2 separate regions of the Homo sapiens genome follow, and region 2 is linked to region 1. A link is an interaction called in ENCODE POLR2A ChIA-PET data of the cell type or tissue named here. Cell type or tissue: PC-9. All regions are shown on one strand. Links, peaks and the distances in the headings refer to the core of each region. The heading gives the core; the rest is flanking DNA. Region 1 overlaps TMEM181 (transmembrane protein 181). Region 2 holds the start of MIR3918 (microRNA 3918).

What was found. Peaks named below come from ENCODE experiments on the same cell type or tissue, not always from the same donor. Only the 100,000 strongest peaks of a DNase experiment are listed, where the experiment ranks them.
Region 2: POLR2A ChIA-PET joins it to region 1 with 10 read pairs; 1 of 35 experiments calls an interaction of 5 or more read pairs at or near these places.

What each region holds. Positions count from the first base shown.
Region 1 is chr6:158,562,995-158,572,095 of GRCh38, forward strand. All of the region lies in intron 1 of TMEM181 (transmembrane protein 181), which reads left to right. Among named protein-coding and RNA genes, the nearest start is that of TMEM181, 7.5 kb to the left of the region's middle. In PC-9, for the core only: no CTCF peak of the experiment used is centred there; no DNase peak of the experiment used is centred there; H3K27ac peaks cover 456 bases.
Region 2 is chr6:158,757,462-158,766,562 of GRCh38, forward strand. SYTL3 (synaptotagmin like 3) reads left to right here. Exons shown (of 18, transcript NM_001242394.2): 15 at 3,179-3,284; 16 at 4,615-4,717; 17 at 5,843-6,048; 18 at 7,034-7,410. The coding sequence ends at 7,143. It overlaps MIR3918 (microRNA 3918), which reads right to left and starts at 7,292; the gene lies at 7,200-7,292. EZR (ezrin) reads right to left here. Exons shown (of 14, transcript NM_001111077.2): 14 at 8,287-9,101. RefSeq lists an enhancer at 1,582-2,257 and a silencer at 5,396-5,690. In PC-9, for the core only: a CTCF peak has its summit at 5,999; DNase peaks (open chromatin) are centred at 3,230, 5,691, 6,009, 6,650 and 2 weaker places; H3K27ac peaks cover 4,862 bases.

The sequences.
Region 1 (9,101 bases), core at 2,053-7,052:
ACTCCTGACTGCTGTACTCTGCTCCTCTCAATAACAGCTGACAGTTCATGGTTACTTGGCAAGGGTTTTCACGTCACAACGGATTTAATTGCCACAGCATTGCTAGGTGGTGGGTTCCCTAGTTTCCTGAATTTTCAGAAACGGGATGTTTTGTTTGTTTGTATTTTGAGACAGAGTCTCGCTCTGTCACCCAGGCTGGAGAGCAGTGGTGCGATCTCGGCTCACTGCAACCTCTGCCTCCCGGGTTCAAGCGATTCTCCTGCCTCAGCCTCCTGAGTAGCTGGGCTTACAGGCAAGTGCCACCATGCCCGGCTAATTTTTGTATTTTTAGTAGAGTCAGGGTTTCACCATGTTGGCCAGGCTGGTCTCGAACTCCTGACCTCAGGTGATCTACCTGCCTCAGCCTCCCAAAGTGCTGGGACTATAGGTGTGAGCCACCACGCTTGGCCAGGAACTGGGGTTCTTGAGAGGTAGAGTAACTGCCCCAGGTTACCCTGCAGTGGATAGGTCCAGGCAGCTGGCCCCCAGCCCAGGTTCCTAACCACCAGGCTGCACTGCCTGGAGCCTCCTGCTAGGGCCAGCACTGCTTGTGCTGAAATGGGGCTCACTGGCCAGCGTTTGACCTACTTCCTTGTTCCCTGTGGCCTGGGTAGGATATTTGCTGAACTGACCAACATGCTCCTGCGTGTGAGTCACTGGGCTTGCAATCTGGAAAGGATACACATGAACTCACCAGTCCTTGGGTAGCTTAGACCATTGTTTATTAAATTGTGTTTTGAGGTGGTTAGGCCTTGAATGTTCACATAATAGCTTTGCGAACTCTGTTGCTCAGGCTGGAGTGCAATGGTGCGATCTCAGCTCACTGCAACCTTTGCCTCCCAGGTTCAAGCAATTCTCCTGCCTCAGCCTCCCAAGAAGCTGGAACTACAGGTGCGCGCCACCACACCTAATTTTTGTATTTTTAGTAGGGACACGGTTTTGCCATGTTGGCCAGGCTGGTCTTGAACTCCTGACCTCAGGTGATGCACCTACCTCGGCTTCCGAAAGTGCTGGGATTACAGGCATGAGCCACTGCGCCTGGCTTGTACTTAACTCTTGAATAGCTAGAGAAATGACTTATACCCAAGTTGGCTGATTGAAATTTTAGAGTTCCTATCCTGCTCCCTTTGAGAAGTTTCTTTTCAAAACCCATTAGCTGGTAGGTTACTTGAAAAGGAAAGATTTTAGTGAGGGGCCAAACAGTGAATGTGAGGGAGTGGTGGGCCTTCTTTCTGCCCCGACCTCCACATTCTGGGTGTGCATTTGTGGGTTCCAGTCCCACCTCCACACCCTGCTGCCTGGGGCCTCAGTGGGCCTGCATCCTCTCACCCCAGCCTGTGTTTTCCCACCTGTGAAATGGGCCGATGTGCCTGTCTTACAGGGAAGCTCCCAGCCTGGTACCAAATAGGTGCTCAGGAAATGCCAGCTCCCACCTCTGCGGCAGCCAGCTGGAGGGGAGACTTCATACAGTGGGGTCTTTGAAGATGTTGTTAGAATGAAATCCAAAATGCTTTCAAACAGAAAAAGTAGAGGAGAAAAAGCACAGCCATCGTTTCTAATAGCTAGCCTGGCTGAGTTCTTGCCACGCTGTTCTGACCACTATGTTTATGATTCCACCCGCACCTGCCAGCAACTCTGTGAGATGAATCTTCTGCCTCTCTCCATTTTGCAGATGAGGAAACTGAGGGTCTGGGGAACTGTTTACTTGCCTGCTGTCATGTGGTCAGGAAGTGGGGAGCCAGGCTGTCAGGCAACAGGCCGGCATTTTGGGCCAAAGGAGAAGAGATTATTTTTATACAGATTGGAAAAATAAAAACAACAGTGTGAGAATGGGCTGGGAGATTTAAAGTCCCCGACTACTGCTCAGATCCTAATTTGTCAATTCTCATGTGGGAGATGCCGGCATGAGTTGAACAAGCAGCAGGATGTGTAGTACCAGAAGTTCTCGGTCTTACCCGCCTACCGTCGTGGTGGTTTGCGGAGACCGAGATGAAGGTGTCTCTCACACCCCTTGGGCCCCTGCTGCGGATGCTGGTGTTGCTGGGTTCTGTAGAAGTGGGAATGCTGGTGCTGGCTTCCCTCACATCTCTGTCCCTCTCGCTGCAGGACAGCAATTTGAGGTGTTCTCACGACCTCTGCTTACCCGGATTGTATCTGTTTTGTGGTTCTGTGCAGCAGTCCTAGGGCAGCTGAGTGCTTGCGGACTGCTCGCCTCCCCTGCCGTGCCCTCCTGGCCCTGCTTTCTGAACCCCTCGTGAGCCCTATGTGGGAGGGGTAGGCACTTAGTGGGCAAAGTTGTGTTGGTGCCGTGGTCCCGAGGTGCTCAGTGCATCTAGTGGGGACATGGCTTTACAGCTGGCCAGGCCTGAGCAAGCATTGTGGCCTCAAGGACCAGGTCCCAGGGAGAAGGTTTTCTGGATGGGGCTGCCAGGAACTGCTGTGCCCCAGCTACAGAAGCAGAGGGCCAAAGCCAGAGCCACAGACAGCAGGAAGAGACAACGCTGGGGGGAGAAAGTTCAATGTTGCAATTCAGTGGTTCGCTTACCATTTACCATTGCAGGGAAAATAGGAGAACATGGAGGAAAACAGAAAAAAACAGGGAAGAGTGAGTTAGTAAAAATGAGAGGCATCGAAAGTTACTGGACCTGCACCATTCCTGAGGCTCAGTGCTGGCCTCTGGGGGTGGGAGGGGAGCTGCAGGTGTGGGGAGGGTGTGGTGTGGATCCACAGTGGAGCCCCTGCAATGAAATCCTGAAAACTGGTGCAGCGTGTCCTGCGGGCGAGTGGACAGTTGCTTTCCCCCACAGAGCCTCGCGGTGGGGGCGGGGGTGGAGTGACCTGTCAGTGGCCGCAGGATGGGCAGTGCCCCACAGCAGGGATGCCTGCTGTCTTGCGTTCTGAAAGGACAGTTCCCGGCACCTCGAGACAGGAGGTTTTCTATGCCTATGTGACTTTGTATGTTGCGTTTCCTTCTAAATTTTGTTTTATTTCTGGGGTGTGTGTACTGGTGGAGAACTTTGGATTTAGTAGAATATCTGAGGTGAATCTAAATAGATTCTTCCCAGTCTCCTGGCTTGTGTACCTGGACGGTTGGAGTTGTTGTGTCCTGAGATGGGCCAGGCCACAGGCACAGGACCAGGGGTTTGGTGTGAGGCAGGTCATGTGTGAGGTACCTGCTTGATAGCCAAACGGGCATGCCAAGTGGTTGAGTAGGGGTCTGGAGTTGAGGGGAGAGGACTGGGCTGAGGTCTAGAGCAGGCCATTGTTCATACCTGCATCCTCTCGCAAGCCCGAGACAGGATGAGATTACCAAGGGAGTGAGAGTAGAGAAGGGGAGGGGACAGAGAGCAGTGTGTCCCAGGATGATGATGGTGAGGGAGGTGATGGGGTGAGGAAGATGATGGCGAGGAGTTGATGAGGGAGGTGATGGTGAGGGAGGTGATGGTGAGCTCCTGAGGGAGGTGATGGGGTGAAGGAGATGATGGTGAGGAGTTGAGGGAGGTGATGGGGTGGAGGGAGGTGATACGGTGAGGGAGGTGATGGTGAGGAGTTGAGGGAGGTGATGGGGTGGAGGGAGGTGATACGGTGAGGGAGGTGATGGTGAGCTCATGAGGGAGGTGATGGGGTGAGGGAGGTGATGGGGTGAAGGAGATGATGGTGAAGAGTTGAGGGAGGTGATGGGGTGAGGGAAGTGATACGGTGAGGGAGGTGATGGTGAGGAGTTGAGGGAGGTGATGATGAGGCTGTGGAGAGACCGACGGAAGTTTTCCAGCTCCTGTCTCATTTGGATTAGACACTCCACAAACCTCACCTTGCTTGGAAGCAGTCTTTTGGGAAAGAAAAGATGAATAATGAGGGGAGACCTGGCTCACGGTGATTTGCATTATGGATGCCATTTTGGGGATAGGCATTCCAGTAAAGGTGTGTTTAGTTTTTCTAGGAAACACATCTGTGATATTTTAAAGCACCTGTGAAAGTGAGATTAATTTAGAAAGGGCCCAAAGAGTCAAGGGGACCTTCAGGGGACAGTTTATTTCCTTGCCTTTGACAGATCTTCCAAGGGCCCCGCGGCTCTAGGCAGGCCAGAATTTGCGAGTGTATTAGATGCCTCTTGTGAAAAGCTGCATGGGCCAGGAGGGGAAACTGACATGTGGCCCCAGCAAGAAGAAGAGGCAGTGTTGAGAGCCGGCAGGGGTTTTCTAGGAAGTCTTCCTGGCCTGGGTAGCTGGGCCGAGGACTTCCTCAGCTGGCATGCTGACCCGGCTGGGCAGGTGGGGAAGCATGGAGCCCCTTGCCTAGCATCTCTCCACCAACTTGAGGGAACAACACAAACGCTTTTGGAATAACGAGTGGAAGTTGAGTTTGGTAGATGATTTTGTATGCCTCCCACGTGCCAAGCCGTTCGCCGTCAGGCACTCTGCTGTGTAGTGCAGACTGCATCTGTTGTAATGGTTTCAACTGTGGGCAGCCGTGAGAGATGGAGGGTGAGGGAACACTTCAGGGAGAAGGTGGGACACAGCTGAACCCTGGATGCTGGGTGGGATTGAGGTAGCTTTGCTGGGAGAAGAGAGAGCATCTTAGATCAGCAGAGCGCTGTGTGAGTGGGCCAGCCTGGAGTCTGGCTTGACCCTATTGGGCAGCATCATAGAATTGAAGCTCTGGAGTTGGATGCGCGGGTTTCAGTGTTGCACTTAGCAGCCTTGTGATCTAGGGCAAGTAATGGAACCTTCCTGAGTCTGAGCTTTCTCATCTGAAAGGGGTTGCAGTAGTACCTATCTCAGGGCTGTGATGACGGAGGGAGTGCGTATAATTCACATAGGATATGTGCAGGGTGGCAGGAAGGCTGGAGAGGGATTGTGGGGAAGGATCTCGGGGACTTTGAAAGGCCTGTCTAAACTTGATGGAGTTGGCTGCGGGGCACTGTACGCTTCCTGAGCAGGGCGAGGCTGTTAAAGTGCTGTAATGGCACAAAGGAAGGTGCGTTTGGAGGTGATGGCAGCAGCTGGCAGGAGTTTTTGGGGCCTGAACAGTGGGACTGGCGTGCTGGGGATGAAGAGGAACTGGGGAGCAAGGACTCAGCTCTTCCTGGCTGGCTGAAAGTGTGGAAGGAGCGAGAGAAGGGCATCTGAGATGGTGCCAGGTTTCAGGGTACGAGAATGGAGAAAGGGTGGAGGCAGGAAGTGGGCAGTGGAAGCGGGCTTTTCAGTAATGTTATTTTGTTTTTTAGCTCAGTTTGAAACCTTTTGACCTTGAAGTACTGTAGGGCTTCTAGGTGAAAACGTGTTGGGCAGCGCTGCTTCAGAGTGGGGTAGGGTGGGCAGGGAGGATGGCTCCTGAAGGCAGGAAGGACGGAGAGAGAAGCAGCAGGAGATGAGCTGGTGTTGGAGGACTGGTGCGAGGGGTGGCAGGAGTCTAGGACTAGAGGTTTCAGGAAGCACACGGGGACGACAGAGATGAGGAGAGGGAAGGCCTGGGGTCAGGGACCCCCAGGGACCCTCTCCTGTTCGTAGGCTGTGCATATTTTCTGCATCACAGACTTGCCTCTATGTGTTTAGAAATATCCTCCCTTGGGGGACTGATCAGAGAGGGCCATGGGCTCTCTTGGTCACTGAGACTTACTCGGTCACTGGTCTAGGTTGGCATGGTGTTAGAGACCTGTGAGCATTTTCAGCAGGAGGCAGAGCTGCCAGTGGGTTTCTGTTGCAGAACAGGAGCCGTGTTCTGAAGCGACTGGGGACTCCAGCCGCTGTGGTCACTGAGCTGGTCTCACAGCAGGGGGCTAGGTTAGTTCTGGCAAAGACACCTCCCCTCTCCCATCTTTACCTTGGCTTCTCAATGTTTTGTTGTTTTGCCCATGAGCAACAGTTTTAGAGCTATGATTGATCTGAAACGGGGTCTTGTTTCTGAGGTTTCTGAAGTCTGTGGTTTTTTGGCTCAAATCTTTTTTATTTTAATTTTTTAGTGACAGGGTCTCGCCCTGTTACCCAGGCTGAGTGCAGTGGTGCAGTCTTAGCTCACTGTAGCTTCAAATTTCTGAGCTCAAACGATCCTCCCCCCTCAGCCTCCAGAGCTGCTGGGACTACAGGCATGAGCCATGCTGGGCTGTTTCAGAACTTTTAGATTGGAAGTCGAGAGCGGAAAGAGTCGCAGAGGGGAAGGCATTGATCATCACGCAGAATTATCCTGTCCTGGGTGCTGCCTTGGCCCATGATAGCCCTGCAGGCTGCAGAGGGTCCCAGGACCCTAGGCCCTCCAGTGAGGATGCCTGCTTGTCAGGAAAATGAAGACAGCGGAAGCCAGGGCCTGGCGCCCACCCTCTCACCCACGAGCCTGTTGCAGCACAGGCGGTTATACCCAGCTTACACTTGCTTAAGAAGACAGATTATGTTGTTTTCTCTGTCTTTTTTCCTTTGAGTTGGATGACTTGATTGTTAAACCAGGAAAATTTCTAATAAGTTGGACTTAAGTAGAAGTTTTCGGGAAGGGGAGACAATGGATTTTATTGAGCCTTCTGAGAGAGACTGGCAGGTGCCTGGGGCGGGTTGTGCCCTCATGCCCTTTCTCTTTTTTTTTTTTTTTTAAATTGAGACAGGGTCTTGCTCTGTCGCCCAGGCTGGAGTACAGTGGCATGGTCTAGGCTCACTGCAACCTCCACCTCCCGGGTTCAAGCGATTCTCCTGCTTCAGCCTCCCAAGTAGCTGGGATTATAGGCATGTGCCATCACACCTGGCTAAGTTTTGTATTTTTGTAGAGATGGGGTTTCACCATGTTGGCCAAGGCTGGTCCCGAATTCCTGACCTCAGGTGATCTGCCTGCCTCGGCCTCCCATGCCCTTTCTGGGATTGCAGGCGTGAGCCACCGCACCCAGCCTCTCATGCCCTTTCTTAAGGCCTCTTTTTGCAACGTTCCTTCTCATTTGCTAAATAACTGTGCTAGTAGGGGGTCAATAATGTGTTTTTGAAATCAAGATTTAAAATATAGTTATTCTGGTTTTCTCTGCTTCCAAGTAATTTCTCTTGTGCTTTTAGCCTCTGCTTGGGTAGTTCTCGGAGCTCCATAGTCTTGGGACTGTGGCTGCCCCGGGGGACGGGACCTCCGAGAACGTTGTAGTGGAGGAACTCAGAAATAGCAGTGTCATTGTTTAAAAGCTACTTGAGCTTTACAGCAGAGGGCCAGAGATAGCAGAGTGTTTCCGTACACTTTTTTTTTTTTTTTTTGAGATGGAGTCTTGCTCTGTCGCCCAGGCTGGGGTGCAGTGGTGCAATCTCAGCTCAATGCAAGCTCTGCCTCCCGGGTTCACACCGTTCTCCTGCCTCGGCCTCCCGAGTAGCTGGGACTACAGGTGCCCGCCACAAAGCCTGGCTAATTTTTTTTTTTTTTTGTAGTTTCAGTAGAGACAGGGTTTCACCGTGTCAGCCAGGATGGTCTCGATCTCCTGACCTCGTGATCCGCCCGCCTTGGCCTCCCAAAGTGCTGGGATTACAGGCATGAGCCACTGCGCCCGGCCCCGTACACTCTTCTTCAATTCACAGGTGGGGAAACAGGTCTGGAGTCAGTATACGTGCCCAAGATGCTGCAGCCCTGCCCTCTGCACCCACACTCTGCAGAGGTAGCTCTGAGACAGCGCTGCAGGCTCCAACCTACACCAACTCCTCTGGGCAAGCCCTGTGGCTTCCCCTCAGGGGGGCACTTCACATAACCTGGCGCATTTATCAAAATGAAGACGTTGACCTTGGTGCAGTACTGTTAACTGAACTAAAGGCTTTATTTGCATTTCCCCACCATCTAGTCCATTTAGCTTTGTGTCATTTTTTTTTTAACTGAAAAGGCCCTGAGCAGCTGTAGGAATCTTCCATTCTGCAGTATTTTGTTTGTTTGTTAGGTTGGTTTTTTTTTTTGAGATGGAGTCTCGCTCTGTCACCTGGCTGGAGTGCAGTGGTGTGATCTCGGCTCACTGCAACCTCCAACTCCCTGGTTCAAGCGATTCTCCTGCTTCAGCCTCCTGAACAGCTGAGATTACAGGCATGTGCCACCACACCCAGCTAATTTTTTAAAAAATTAATTAATTAATTAATTTTTTTGAGATGGAGTCTCGTTCTGTTGCCCAGGCTGAAGTGCAGTGGTGCCATCTTGGCTCACTGCAAGCTCCGCCTCCCGGGTTCGTGCCATTCTCCCGCCTCAGCCTCCCAAGTAGCTGGGACTGCAGGCACCCGCCACCGCGCCCGGCTAATTTTTTGTGTTTTTTAGTAAAGACGGGGTTTCACCGTGTTAGCAGGATGGTCTCGATCTCCTGACCTTGTGATCCGCCCACCTTGGCCTCCCAAAGTGCTGGGATTATAGGCGTGATCTGCCCGCCTTGGCCTTGTGATCTGCCCGCCTTGGCCTCCCAAAGTGCTGAGATTACAGGCCTGAGCCACCACGCCTGGCTGCTAATTTTTGTATTTTTAGTAGAGACGGGGTTTCATCGTGTTGGCCAGGATGGTCTCAATCTCCTGACCTCGTGATCCGCCCGCCTTGGCCTCCCAAAGTGCTGGGATTATAGGCATGAGCCACCGCGCCCGGCCATCTGCAGTGTTAATAACGTATTAAACACACCATGCTTAAACTAAGGAATAGACTTGACACCTGGGTTAACTGCGGAAGGTCAGAGGAGACACTTCTTCCTGGGCCAGCCTTCACACTTTGCAGGGCTTGCCCAGAGGAGTTGGTGTAGGTTGGAGCCTGCAGCGCCGTCCCAGAGCAACCTCTGTGCAGTGCAGGTGCAGAGGGCAGGGCTGCAGCATCTTGGGCACATGCACTCTCTCCAGACCTCACTTTCCCCACCTGTGAATTGAAGGTGTTGAGTTTGCTCCCTGAGGTCATTCCTATGGCTCCTGGGCCTCTGAGGATCTGTCAGGCCCCAGAGCTGAGTTGGGGCCAGGCCACCTCCTTCCCCAGCTCTCTTGTCTCATGTTTGTGGGTGAGTGTTTGCACTGAGTCCCGGGGCAGCTGTGGAGCCACCTATTCTTTATTTCTTCACCCAGTGACCCTGGTCTGTGTGCTCACTGCCCAGGTGGCCATGC
Region 2 (9,101 bases), core at 2,827-7,826, 200 kb after region 1:
AAACGTACCTGGCAAGACTTGGACCCAAGACTGTGTGTTCGCCGGCCTGGCGCTGTGACTTTGAAATAGTTACTTTCTTGTGGGTGGGGTGGGCGGAGGGTTTGTTTTAACTGGCTCAGCTCTGTTCAGGTACCCGAACAGCCCCCGCCTCAGCATCATACACAGACCAGACTGGATCAGGTCCTGTGGCTTCCCCTGGCGGAGGCCTCCCTTTGCTGGTGGCTGACCTGCTGGAAGCTGGCCATGCCTTTCCCTGGGGGCACCGCCCGCAGCTATGCGGTCCCCCAGGGGGCTACAGTGTGTTGTTTCTAACCTTTCAACCCCAGGCACTCTCAATAATAGGTGACAATAACTAACAGTAATAGGTGACAAATGGCTGGACCCGATGCTGTGAGGAAGGCAGAGGCCGCCCTGGCTAGGATGTGGGGCTCCAGCTCCTGGTTTGGAATTGCACGGCGGGAGATAGATAGCACGTGGGCTGGGGGTGGGTCAGAGGAGCTGATGGACTCCATTTAGGATCCGTGTCCCCCAGGCTATGCAGGTAGGAGGAGAGGCCTGGGAGAGAGGTTAGCATTTCTCGGAGACGCTGCTTTGTACTTTGCTGTGTCCAGATCCCGGACTGGGAGAGAGTTCATGTGAGACCACGAGGGATGAAAAACGTGGGCTTCTGCCATCTCTTTAAAAACCCCAGTGGGGAGCCTGGACACGGTGGCTCTTGACTGTAATCCCAGCACTTTGGGAGGCCGAGGCGGGCAGATCACAAGGTCAGGAGATTGAGACCATCCTGGCTAACACAGTGAAACCCCGTCTCTCTAAAAATACAAAAATTAGCTGGGTGTGGTGGTGCACGCCTGTAGTCCCAGCTGCTCTGGAGGCTGAGGCAGAAGAATCACTTGAACCTGGGAGGCAGAGGTTGCAATGAGTCGAGATTGCACCACTGCACTTCAGCCTGGCAACAGAGCGAGACTCTGTCTCAAAAAAAAAAAAAAAACCCAGCGGGATGGACTACTCCCCTCAGCCAAGGGCCCACGGCAGGCCCAGCCTTCTGCTCCGACCTGGACATAAGGCACAAGGGCCATCTGGCTTCTTTTCCTCTCCGGAGCCAGCGCAGCTGGGATTCGCATTATCTCTGCCTGGAAGCTTCTCAGGTTTCAGCTGAGGCCTCCTGGTGAGCCACCTGCCCCCTCCCTGCTCCTCCAGGCAATGCCCACTCTCCCACTGCCTGTGCTGACTCCCCCAAGCTAGAGTCCGGGCTTAGACCTCCCCTTCCCAGTGCCTACCTGGAATGCATCCCCTATCCAAGGTCAGCCCAAGACGACCCAAAACCCACCTCCTCCAGGAAGCCATTCCTGATTACCCCTACCAGAAGTGGCCTCCCTTCCAGGACCCGGAGCTCAGGACGCCTGCCATCTCGGCCTGATCTTTAGCCTCAGTGTCCCTTTGCTCCTGCCCCAGCCACGTTGCGGGTGGGTGAAGCATCTGGCTTCCATGCCTTCCGTGCCTTCCTCTCACCCCCGCTCTGTCATCTCTCAGAACAGCATTGGCTCCTCCGGGACGCCCTGAGTTTCCAGCCTGAACTCCTTCTGTCCGAGGCTGAATCCCCCGTGCACCCTGCCTCTCCCACACCTCTGTCATCAGCTCGAAGACAAGGCCTGGAACAAGCACAGGGCTTGGCATAGGACAGGCGGCCACCAGGCCTCATCAGACTGAGCCTGCTCTGGCAAGTGGGTGAGGAGCAGGTGGCACAGAGCTGCAGGTGGCACAGAGCTGCAGGTGGCACAGAGCTGCAAGGCATCCCTCCTAAAGCCAGTAGGGTGGGGAGTCCGCCCACAGACCCGCCCCTGGGCTCTGTTCCGCCTCGGTTTCTGGCCGCTGAGGCTGGAGGCAGCCATACCTCATTTGGCACCCGAGGGCCAGGAAGACGGGCTGGCCCACGCGGGCTCCCAGGAGTCCTGAGGCCTCTGAGGGTAACTGAGAGGGCTGCTTCTCAGTGCTGGCAGGAGCCATGGTGGACCGGATGTGTCAAGACCAAACTTGTCCAACCTGCAGCCCGGGACGGCTCTGTTTTTTGGTTGTTGTTGTTTATTTTGAGACGGAGTTTTGCTCTGTCGTCCAGGCTGGAGTGAAGTGGCGTGATCTTGGCTCACTGCAACCTCTGTCCCCTGGGTTCAAGTGATTCTCTGCCTCAGCCTCCCTAGTAGCTGGGATTATAGGCGCCCGTCACCACACCTGGCTAATTTTTTTGTATTTTTGGTAGACATGGGGTTTCACCATGTTGGCCAGGCTGGTCTCGAACTCCTGACCTCAGGTGATCCCACCTTGGCCTCCCAAAGTGCTGGGATTACAGGCATGAGTCACCATGCTTGGCCTCAGGATGGCATTGAATGCAACCCAACACAAATTCATAAACTTTCTTAAAACATGAGTTTTTTTGTGATTTTTTTTTTAAGCTCATCAGCTGTTGTTAGTGTATTTTATGTGTGGCCCAAGACAATTCTTCCAGTGTGGCCCAGGGAAGCCAAAAGACTGGACACACCCTGCTCTAGACTCTTCCCAATACTCTCCTCCCACCCCACTGGGAGAAGGATGGTGTGGATTTCAGGCTCATCTCTTTCCCGGCCCTCTCTTCACTCACTTTCTGGTAAAACCACTCATGACAGAAGTGCCTCGGTGGGCAGGGAGGTGTCCTCAGACTCACCACACCCTGAGGGGCCACCCCCTGTGGCTCTGGACAGAGACTACACCCCATGCTGTCCCCAGTGTCTGTGCCAGTCCTTGGCATGGAAGGGCAGCGTGAATCTCTACTGACCTGGGTGGGGTGGATGGGGTGGAGGCTTGAGTTCATTTCTGTTTTTCAAACTCAGGCTGTGTCTGGGTTTTCGTAGAAATGTCTTAGGGAGTGTGCAGTGCCCTTGAGTCCCTTCACTTCCTCAGGCTCATCTGGCTCTGGTTCGCTGGGGTGGCCAAGCTGTTCCTCCCCATGCTGGGGTTGGGGAGGGTGGGAGTGAAACCATAGATGGAAGGAAGACCAGTCCTGCCACGGACACACCTGCTCCACCCAGGGCCTTGCAGGGGCCAGGGGGAAGCATCTGTGGACGAAGCTGAGACAACCAGAGGAACCCAGAAGGTTCTTGGGACTTGGGGAATCCTGTCCCTAAGCTCTGCCTCTTGTCCCCAGGCGGAGAAATACGAAGACAGCGTTCCTCAGAGTAATGGAGAGCTCACAGTCCGGGCTAAGCTGGTTCTCCCTTCACGGCCCAGAAAACTCCAAGAGGCTCAAGAAGGTCAGTGGCCTCCAGCTCCCTGGACATTGTCTGTGTCATTGTCTGCAGAGCCTGGTGCTGCAGGCAGACTGAGGTGGGGTGAAAGTTTTCTAGCATTTCCTTTCTACGTCCCCGTGCCCAGCTCCAGCAGCTCTTCTTTCTGAGCCATGCAGCGAGCCCGGGAGAGGTTCTCTGGAGCCCGTAGTGGGGGAAACGGGTGACCAGAAGCAGACAAGGCCTCTGATGCCCTCTCTACGCTCCTCTAAGGACACTGCCCTAGGCCTTCCTCCCAGGGGCAGATTGGATGGTCTCTGGGGAAACCGTGGCCCCTCCTGAAGAGCAGAGGCTCCATGACAATGTGGAGCCAAGAGCACTGGTACCTGCAGGGCTCAGACGAGATAAATCCCCGCCCCCAGGCATGTGGGTAGCTGCTGCCCAGCAAAAGAAGTAGGTCAGGAGGGAGGGTCCTCAGGGACCCTATGGAGATTTTACTCCTTCAATAACGTGGGGCGTGTGGAAAGCAGGAGGGTGGAGGAGGAGGAGGGCGGGGAAGGAGGACTGGGAGAATGCACATTTCTTTTTTTTTTTTTTTTTTTGAGACAGAGTTTTGCTCTGTCACCCAGGCTGGAGTGCAGTGGCCCGATCTTGGCTCACTGCAAGCTTCGCCTCCCTGATTCATGCCATTCTCCTGCCTCAGCCTCCCGAGTACCTGGGACTACAGGCACCTGCCACCATGCCCGGCTAATTTTTTGTTTTTTTTCTTTAAGTAGAGACAGGGTTTCACCATGTTAGCCAGGATGGTCTCGATCTCCTGACCTCATGATCCGCCCACCTTGGCCTCCCAAAGTGCTGGGATTACAGGCGTGAGCCACCACGCCCGGCCCAGAATGCACATTTCTGTTGTGTATTTTGCTGACTCCCTATTTGGCTAGAAGAGGAAATTCTGCTACCCAAGTTCACGGGGTCACCAGCAGACCAGCAGCAAGTGCCCCATGGCCATCCCAACCTCCTAGACAGGGTCTCGGGGCTCTCACTTTCCCCCAAACTTCTGGCTACAACTAGACTCAAACTTCGGCATCTTCCCTCTCCTTGCGTTCCTCTTTACTCTTTTCTAGGATCTTAGTAATCCCTCCATCCTGTCCTCCACCTGACCACAGAGCGGCACGGTGTGGGCAGCGCCACAGCCTGTGGGCAGGGCCAGCAGAGCCCACTGCACCACTCCCATCTGCTCTCTCGGGGTCTGAGGGCTGTAGCAGATTCTCTAGCTGAGCTCTCGGTTTTGGGGTGGTGGTACTGCATACTAACGTATCAGGAGACATGGTTTGACAGTGAATACTGGCTTTCCTTCCAGGGACAGATCAGCCATCACTTCATGGTCAACTTTGTTTGGTAGTGCTAGGAGCCAAGAATTTACCTGTGCGGCCAGATGGCACCTTGAACTCATTTGTTAAGGGGTAGGTATTCGATGTAATCAAATATTTATTGGTGATCTAGTATACATCACAACATGGCCCAGAACCTGCAGCGAACACTAAAAAACGTAAGCCACTTAAAACGTCTTATTTTAGCTTTCCTATGAAAATCTAACAACACATATTAAAGACCCTGATTTCCAAAAATTCACGGGATGTGTACATGCTGGAGTACTCGAAACCCTAATCTTCTCAGTTCTGTGATATCAGGAAGCCAGTTTTGAAATCAAGCATGAAAATGTGGTGTGGTCAGTAAATATTTCCTAAGCTTAACATCTCCTCTTGGACCAACAGTAAAACGCATGACTGTCCACATTTCATTCTCATTCAGTATAGGTGCATTGGCCCCTCTAAAAGTAAGGCAAATACCATTATTACATTGAATTGCAAACTCCCCGTCAGTGACATAGGGAAAAATGACGGTCAAGATAGAACTCAGGCTGGACGCAGTGGCTCGTGCCTGTAATCCCAGCACTTTGGGAGGCTGAGGCAGGTGGATCACCTGAGGTCAGGAGTTCAAAACTAGCCTGGCCAACATGATGAAACCCCATCTCTACTAAAAATACAAAAATTAGCTGGGTGTGGTGGCGGGCACCTATAATCCTAGCTGCTCTGGAGGCTGAGATAGGAGTCTTCCTTGAACTTGGGGGGAGGAGGTTGCAGTGAGCTGAGATGGTGCCACTTCACTCCAGCCTGGGCGACAGAACAAAACTCCGTCTCAAAAAAAGGAGAACTGAGCTTATGTTCTAATCTTGTTGCTTATCTGCATGGCCTTGGACAAGCTTGTCTGAGTTGATTTTCCTGAGAACAGGGTTAAAAGGAGATAACGTGTATCTGCAGTCATGGTGGGAGGCACCCCAAGGAGGAAAGATTAAGATGAGGGCCACGAGGCCTCAGCATGCAGCTCGCCCTTCATACCTGATGCAGAATTCGGCCCTAAGGGAAATGTGCCGAGTCCTGTGGTTCCCACCCTGCTTCACTGGGGAGGGTGTGGATGTTGTGGACTTGGCACTTTTCTTAGTGCTTCCCGTCTGCACTGACGCACAGGCCTCAGGAGAGAAGGCCGTGTGGATGGCAATGATTGCAGGGTTTGTGTTCCCTCTTCAGCTGTCTCACTCTGCCAGACCAACAAAAACTGAGACTGAAGTCGCCAGTCCTGAGGAAGCAGGCTTGCCCCCAGTGGAAACACTCATTTGTCTTCAGTGGCGTAACCCCAGCTCAGCTGAGGCAGTCAAGCTTGGAGTTAACTGTCTGGGATCAGGCCCTCTTTGGAATGAACGACCGCTTGCTTGGAGGAACCAGACTTGGTTCAAGTAAGTCTGAGACATTGAGCCCAAACGTTTATACTTTGTGATTATCCTAATGGGTACCGTGCAAAGAAAATGCTTCCACCAGGGCAGTGACTTAACTGGTTTTGAAATTGCCTAGCCTGCCTTAATTGGAAATGCCTAAGTCTAGTTTTTACTCTACAGCTGAGCCATAATACAGCCAAGTATTTTGACAATTTAAATCAGATTTAGATCTGCTAAAGAAACAAAAATTATAGGCCTCCAAACGGGCTAGGTACAGTATTTGCTTTTGTTTCTGGCGTCAATCATAAAAGGATTATTTTCTTAAATGAAAATATCTTCTTAAACAAATGGCAATTCAGAAAGTACTTCATCAAAAGTGGTCAGAACAGCAGTGCTGTCCAGAGCCGCTCGGCAGGGCACCGCCGGCATGGTAGGTGGACAGCCCTCTGCTGTGAGGTTCTGTGCCTGGCACTGCTTCTGGCTGCCAGCAGTGTCCCTGACATGATGACAACCAAAAACACCTGCACACATCTCCAAGGACCTCCAACTGAGAACCAGTGACTGAAGAGAAATAAGCTTCACTGCTCCATTGCTTTTCAAAGATATTTTGTCCAAAGCATACTGTCTTCCTCTAAGAATCCCTTCCCATGGGCAAGCCCAGCCCCCAGTCTGAGACGGCCCCACCCAGCTAGCCATGCTGGTGTGCAACTATCCACTCCCTTGGTGAAGACCCAGCCCACCAAACCAGAGTCCTCGCCTCACTTTCAAACTACAGAACTCCAGGCTGTTAGAGCCTCGCAGAGCAGAGGATGCCTGCGTGAATCCCAGTCTCAACACCAGCTTTGTTGGGGTGGGAGTGGTGGTGGCGGCGTCTGTCATCAGTGGTTGGCCTTTTAATGTGGACTTGAGGTGAAAAACTTCTGGCTGGTCATCATTTTTAAAGGGATGAGAGGGGATGAAGTGGTGCCCTCCCCGACCATGGCTAAATTGTCTTCCTCTCTTACAGAGGGAGACACAGCTGTTGGCGGGGATGCATGCTCACTATCGAAGCTCCAGTGGCAGAAAGTCCTTTCCAGCCCCAATCTATGGACAGACATGACTCTTGTCCTGCACTGACATGAAGGCCTCAAGGTTCCAGGTTGCAGCAGGCGTGAGGCACTGTGCGTCTGCAGAGGGGCTACGAACCAGGTGCAGGGTCCCAGCTGGAGACCCCTTTGACCTTGAGCAGTCTCCATCTGCGGCCCTGTCCCATGGCTTAACCGCCTATTGGTATCTGTGTATATTTACGTTAAACACAATTATGTTACCTAAGCCTCTGGTGGGTTATCTCCTCTTTGAGATGTAGAAAATGGCCAGATTTTAATAAACGTTGTTACCCATGTCCTCCAGTGCTTATCAAATGAGGTAAAAGGCCGGCTGGTGGGCATGGTAACTCCCCCCTGTAATCCCAGCAACTTTGGGAGGCTGCAGTGGATGGCTTGAGCTCAGAAGTGTGAGATCAGCCCAGGCAACATAGATACCCTGTCTACAAAAAAACCAAAAAATTATCCAGGTGTGGTGGTACACACCTGTAGTCCCAGTTACTCAGGAGGCTGAACCGGGAGGATTGAGCCCAGGAGGTTGAGGCTGCAGTAAGCCCCGATCATGCAACTGTGCTCCAGCCTGGGCCAAAGTAAGACCCTGTCTCAAGGCGGGGGGGGGAGTCACAGCTTCGCTGTGAGAAGCACTTTATTTTTTGAGACGGAGTCTCCCCGTCACCAGGCTGGAGTGCAGTGGCACGATCTTGGCTTGCTGCAAGCTCCGCCTCCCGGGTTCTAGCAATTCTCCTGCCCCAGCCTCCCAAGTAGCTGGGATTATAGGTATGCACCACCACACCAGGCTAATTTTCGTATTTTTAGTAAAGATGGGGTTTCACCATGTTGGCCAGGATGGTCTCGATCTCCTGACCTCGTGATCCGACCACCTCGGCCTCCCAAAGTGCTGGGATTACAGGTGTGAGCCACTGTGCCCGGCTATGAGGAGCATTTTAGAGGAGCCTGATGAGTGTTGGAGCAGTCTTTCTCTCCTGTGGAAACCATCTCGAGGAGGTTAGGTGACCCATGGAGCACCATGTCTTGGGTTGGTCAGCTCCAACTTACCAGTGTACCCCCAGGGACACCACGGCCCCTCACGAAACCTGGCCAGAGGACAGCATAGAGCCCAGACGAGTCGGCGGTAGCCCTCCCACCCCACACACAAGCACACACCCGTGCTGCTTCGTGCCTTTGCAAAGCTTTTATTTCATGTCTGCGGCATGGAATCCACCTGCACATGGCATCTTAGCTGTGAAGGAGAAAGCAGTGCACGAGAAGGAATGAGTGGGCGGAACCAACGGCCTCCACAAGCTGCCTTCCAGCAGCCTGCCAAGGCCATGGCAGAGAGAGACTGCAAACAAACAAACACAAGCAAACAGAGTCTCTTCACAGCTGGAGTCTGAAAGCTCATAGTGGCATGTGTGAATCTGACAAAATTAAAAGTGTGCATAGTCCATTACATGCATAAAACACTAATAATAATCCTGTTTACACGTGACTGCAGCAGGCAGGTCCAGCTCCACCACTGCCCTCCTGCCACATCACATCAAGTGCCATGGTTTAGAGGGTTTTTCATATGTAATTCTTTTATTCTGTAAAAGGTAACAAAATATACAGAACAAAACTTTCCCTTTTTAAAACTAATGTTACAAATCTGTATTATCACTTGTATATAAATAGTATATAGCTGATCATTAATAAGGTGTATAAGTACAATGTATTCTAAAACTGTTAAGCAAAAAAAAAAAAAACAAAAAAAAAAATCCAAGTGTCCTCCTCCACCACTCACGCTGGTGATCACTGTGCTCTCTGCCAGCTGCGTGGAGTGACGGGAGGAGGGAATCACTGTGTGTGCGAGAGTGCTTCAGACTCAATTTCCAAAATAATTTTCACCCCTCTAAGCATGTAAATATACAAAGATGGATCCTTCATAGAAATTAAAAAATCAATTTGAGCTCATTTCGAATACAGAACAAGTATGGCACAGATGGAAGTCCTGCC